2 separate regions of the Mus musculus genome follow, and region 1 is linked to region 2. A link is a contact called in ENCODE Hi-C or POLR2A ChIA-PET data. All regions are on one chromosome and are shown on one strand. The core of a region is the stretch at or near the end of the contact, and the rest is flanking DNA. Distances in the headings are between cores, read along the strand shown. Region 1 overlaps Spats2l (spermatogenesis associated, serine-rich 2-like). Region 2 holds the start of Spats2l (spermatogenesis associated, serine-rich 2-like).

Evidence for each region. A loop is a pair of places that touch in the nucleus more often than their neighbours do. ChIA-PET counts read pairs that join two places held with the same protein, here RNA polymerase II (POLR2A).
Region 1: a loop to region 2 is called in a map of left cerebral cortex, with 2.1 times the contacts of the local background. The contact joins the enhancer-like site here to the promoter of Spats2l in region 2. A Hi-C loop is called at or near these places in 1 of 37 maps with a recorded cell type or tissue (left cerebral cortex). POLR2A ChIA-PET finds 5 or more read pairs at or near these places in 1 of 5 experiments (embryonic stem cell).

Annotation. Positions count from the first base shown.
Region 1 is chr1:57,823,682-57,826,425 of GRCm38, forward strand. All of the region lies in intron 2 of Spats2l (spermatogenesis associated, serine-rich 2-like), which reads left to right. Among named protein-coding and RNA genes, the nearest start is that of Spats2l, 50 kb to the left of the region's middle. Within about 2 kb of position 1,290, at least 1 of the 3 ENCODE cell types and tissues checked has a DNase peak (open chromatin) inside an H3K27ac peak, as active enhancers do; it is left cerebral cortex, where a contact is called at or near this core.
Region 2 is chr1:57,773,470-57,776,169 of GRCm38, forward strand. It overlaps Spats2l (spermatogenesis associated, serine-rich 2-like), which reads left to right and starts at 1,392. Exons shown (of 14, transcript NM_144882.4): 1 at 1,392-1,555.

The sequences.
Region 1 (2,744 bases), core at 40-2,539, 50 kb after region 2:
TATCTATGATGTTTTATTAGAATTCCATACCAGAAAGCGAAGCTCATTAAATATCTTCACGTGGCAGCCTTTCTGATGAGGGTCTAGGTAGCATAGTTCTGAAAGTGATAGCATGCAGCCAAGCCCACTGCACACACGCATTGCGTAGGTCTGTTTAAGGAGTAGTGATGGCATCACACACTGCCCTGAAGACGAGAGAGCAATGGCAACATCAAAGCGGATGAAGAAGCACCATAGCCTGAGACAGAAAATCCTCACATCACTTTCCATAAACCCAGAAGTAAAAATGGTTGCCAAAAAAAAAACGGTGTTAAGAATTACACGTTTTTAGCTTAGAAAGAGGGAAAAAAATAAATGATCACTAACATTACCTTTTTTCCCTCCCAAAGTATAGAAACGGTTTCCATTCTCTGAGGCTATGATGCCATGCTCTGAATGAGATGAAGTGAGGGAAATGGAATTATACAAGTGAATGATAAATTTGTTATCAACTGACTTAATAGAGATAAAAATCTGAAGACCTCTTGATAAAGAACTTGCAGAGCCTTAATAATCGTGAAATTGTCATCGTCTAGGATGTAGAAGAACTTTGTTATGATAAAAAAAAAACTGTTGCATCGTGCCCACCTTCACAGATGCCTAACTTCATGAGTTTCATCTTCAGTTTGGGTTGGGCTTCTCTCAGCCATGTACTTATCCGTCTGATCCGCCTCTCGGGAGAGACCACTGCAGCCCAAATGGCCCTTCTTCACACTAGCAATAGGACCGAGATGTGGGTTCTGCTGCAGTCTGTCACATGCCTGGCTGGCTAAGAGAACTGTTGAGAAGTAAGGCCACACCCACCATCATGAAAAGCTGTCCTGACACATGGGCACTGGCAGGAGTTTGGAGGGTCAGGCCCGAAGCTCTGCCTCTCCCTGTCTTTGGAGACAAGCAGGAGTTACAAAGACCAATGATTTCTGCCTTTACGGGGGGGTGGGGGGGATACATAGTGAAAAGAAAGCAATTATTCACATCATGTGCTTTTTGTTATTCTTGTCAAATGCCCATTTTCCTTAGTTGAAACAAGATTTGAAAAGACAACCCAGGATCAAATTCCCCTCTCCACGATTCAGCTCTCCCTAGTTAGGCGTCAAAACACAGTGGTATTTTATGTGGCAAGAACAAGAAAAGCTATTCTCATTTCACATCGACTGAATATAGCAACTAGGTTTAGATCAGTTTTCATATAAGTAGACCATCTGAATACTCTCTGTGAAACGTCTCTGGGGCTTGAAGTCTCCGCGGTTACTTTAGAGCATGGGTGGACGTCTCCTGGTATTTTGGAGATGTCATCCTGAAGGATGACAAACAAGGTCAATCCGTTTGTAGCTGAAGGCACCAAAACGCAGTTGCTTAACCGCTGACACAGAAACAACCCTGCCCTCACGTGGAGCAGTGTTGCTGTCAGTTGCCAAGCACTCCGGTGACACTGGTGTCCTGAGAGCCTCACAAAGCCCACTAAGCGAGTGAGCAGTGTGGTCTGGATTAAATCAGATCTGCCTCCAAGTGAAGCGGTGGCGATAGCCAGCAGGCCAGACGGCAGGTGTATTTTCTGCAGAACTCTATTTGGAAAGTAAGCTTTGGTCAGATGGAGACCATTTGCAGAGTAAGTCGCTGAAGAATCTAGCACACAGCATCTGAAAACTAACGTGTACAGGCACAGGCCCATTGTGTGACTGCACAATCGGGCTCTCAATGGGAAGGCCTGGGTCTCCTTAGCTGCAGCACACTTATGACCTAATGTTCTCAGTCCAGCTCAGCATTACCCAGTCAGGTTACCCCACAGATAAACCTCAAGCCAGAAAGTACTATGAAGGTCACATACAGGAACAAATCTGACTGAACTGACTCACAAATTTCCTCCTGGTCTTTATCTGGTGGGTGATTAGAATATTTGCTTACACTCAGAAACCCAGCACACAGTCAGTCATAGCACGCACACAAAGGGAATGGCCCTCCCACCCCCGCTTTCTAGGCAGAACAGCAAACCTTGAGAATGCGCCCCATCTCCTGTATTAAAGGCTTGATCTGTGGAAGGCAGGGCAAACTCGAAGCTTTTAAATAGGGACAAAGAAACATCAGCTCATACTGAGATTACTTGTCATAGAAAACCAGGATAAACACTTCCAGAACTCACTTTGGTTGGGGTTTTAGCCAAGGGTAGGATCATCTGGCATCTGAGACAGCCTCTGCCTTCATCCTTGGCTGGCTAGCAAACCCTTGTTGGGTCCGCTAGTGGATTCCCACGTCCACACTTTCTTCTTCACTTGATGCTTTATCTAGTAGGCTTCTGAGCCACGCTAATCAAACCAAACCTTTCTCTCCACAATGCGTATTGATTTCCATCTGATCTTTATAAAATATTGACCTGATTTTGCTTTTAACTTTAAATGTCCAGTGAATCCCTATTGTCCTAGAGCAAAACCAACCTGAGATTTCTCTGTTTCAGTTTCGCTCTACAGGATGAAACCAAATTCCGCTCTCTTCCAGTCACTGACTTTGTTGCCTGCTGTTCTCCAGCACGTTGGTGGCCATGGCAGTGATGGAAGCCAGGCTCTATCCCATCTCTGTCCATAGGTCTGCTCTTGAACAAGGTGTTTCGGAATGAGTCTCCCCTGGAATGTCCTCCCCCTTTCCTTCTGTCTCTGTAATCCCCGCCCATTCAGCTGCTACTGACTGTTGCACACTCTAGTTCAGACAGT
Region 2 (2,700 bases), core at 142-2,641:
AATCATTCCAAGTTACTAATTAATTCTTTCAAATTCAATAAGCAATAGGGTGGCATTTGTCCTTGACTTGTACAGAAGCTGGCTTTTCCGTCTGCACAAAGGTTGGGCCAGACTGGGTTCAAATTCTTCCTCTAGTTACTAGTTGAAAACTTAGACAAGCTATTTAACTTTTTGTCTCCTTTCTTTATTTGCAAATAAGCGAAAAAAAAACATACCTACCCACTGAGTTTATCTGAAGGGTTGGATCAGATACTAAATAAAGCACACTCATTCACCAATCCAGCCTATGGGGTGGGAGAAAACTCCCAGTCAGGTAAGAAAATGAGTTATTTCCTTTCATCTCTTCTTTTAATCAGAGTGACCTTTGTCAACTGGGCTATGATGTATTGTAGATCCGAATGTTACCTGAAAGTGTAATTCGTTTCAAATAACGACTCCCTTAAATGGAATACAATTCCGCTGTTCTGAGCTTGAGAGGCGAAACCGACTGATTTGATATTTGTAGAGGGCTGAGAGCCAGGAAGCCCCCCACCCCACTCACCCAAGGAACAGTTACTGCTCAGAGAAAGGGCGGCTAGGAAGTTACCCTTCAAAAATAAACCTGAGAGCAGCCTGCATTTCCCTCTGCTGCCTCTGGAAGAGGTGTGCGATCTAAAGTGCGTCCATCATGAATAATGCTTGCCTTTCCTCTCCCAACTACTGCACTCCCAGGCAGAAACATCACCAGCCGCTGCCACTGGGTAGCTCAGGGCAGCTCAGTGGGTGATCACGCACGATTAGATGCCCGCGTGAGACCCGGAGTGAAGACGAGGAGCCAAAACACTTCAGCTCAGTCTGATTTCAAAGGTCGGGCTGAGCCCCCAGAGCTCATCCCAGGGCCTGATTTTCCGCGGCTTTTCCGAATAAGCTATCTTTGTTTACATTTGAGCTTGGCTCACTCCCAGAAAGCATTACTACCTTCTGTCCGGAGAAGCATCTCGCCTTTGCAGACGGTGCTGGGGCAGCAAAGTTCGTTTTCCTGGGTAGGGAAGAGCGATTCTCTTGCTCCTCACGCGGGTAGTACCCAGTGTTTGGACAGTAGTGGGCAGTTTAGGGTAGGTGGAGGTTTGGAGGGGAAGGGGAGAAGGTTGGTGCGGGGCAAGCCAATGAAGTGCTGAAGCTGTATGGGGGATTCTTCTAGAAAGTAGGGTGGGAAAGGAGCTAGGGAGGGCGTGTGGAGGGACAGGATCCGTGTCAGAACGTGCGTGTGAGCGGATACAAAACCCAGGGAGGCGTGATCGGCGGCGTGTGTGCAAGCCCGAGCGAGGGGCGCCGGCGGGGTGTGTGCTCCTGGTGAGTGACACGGAGGGGCGGGCGGCCGCCGGGAGGGGGCGGCTGCGCGGGCGGGAGTGTCCCTGCGTGGGGCTGGCGGCGCGGAGTTGAGGCAGTGAAGGAATCCAGCCTGCCCAGCGGCCCAGCGGCCCTACCGCCGCTTTCCCTCAGCTCGCTCTCCGCGCTGCAGGGGCCGCCAGCGCCGCGCCCCGGCCCGGGACAGAGCAGCCGCGCTCGCAACGAGGTAAGCCCGGGTCCCCGGGTCGGGCGGCTCACCAGGGCCTGCGTGGCCAGGGTGGGGGCGATCGACCAGCCGAGCGCCCGAAGGCCGCCTCCCGGGGCACTGGGTGTGGCCCGAGCTTGGCCGACCGGACGCGGAGGTCGCGGTCCTTGCCTTCCCCCGGCGGGTGGTGGGGACAGCGGCGGAACCGATCGCGGACTCGGCCTGCCCTGCTCCACGCGGGCGCCCCCCTGCGCTCCAGCTCCGCGCCGCCGATCTGCCTGCCCGGAGCGGGGCCGCAGGTCCCGAGCGCCCCGCACCCCTCGGCACCGGCGGGATCGGGTCCCAGCGTTCGCGTGCGCGCGTCGAGGGCGCGCAGGGCAGGCGGGAGGGGGCGCCCAGGCCGCCGGACCGAGCGATGTCATTGCAGGGTCTGGGCAGAAAAGCCCCCCGGAGCCCGCGGGCGCCGCGGACTGCAGCCCGGAGCGAGGGTCGTTTCTGAGTCGCGGAGACAACTTGAGTTTTGCGCATCTGGGGAGATAGCAGAGCTTCTGGCGCTCTGCTGGGAGTTCCGTGTTTACTGCGGACACCGGGGTGAAGGATCCAGCCTTCACCTGGACGGGAATGCGACGGAAACCTCCCATCCTTTCCTTCCTCCTTGCGAGTGGAGCCTTCCAGTGCGCAGTAGGGTCGGCATTTGTGAACTTGATGGGTTTTCGGCTCACAGCAGTCCTGGTTTTTAGCAGGTGCCAAGGTTGTGGAGACCTGACACACTCATTAAAGATTCTTTGTAGACAGCATTTTGCTTTGAGTGCAGCACAATCTCTATAGTGTGAGACTAGCGAAAAACCCTTGAACTTCAACCACAGCGCCGTCCTTTCCTTCCATAAAACACATGTAATATTTCACTTGCTTATTTAAAATACTAAAGTATCTGACCCCTTTGCAGCCCCGAAGATTTTAAAGGGGAGAGGGACACGGAAATTTTAGAATTTGTGCAGAGATAGAGTAAGGTCGTGCGGTCTTTATACCGTCATTCAATTTTGTTTTAGAGGAGCATTCATTGCTACTCAGACTCTGTTTCCAGAGAGTAAGCAAATGTGCAGTATGGCAGAGAAAAGAAAGGACAGGAAGTCAGAAATAGAAAAAGACTATTCAAGTAGTAGAAA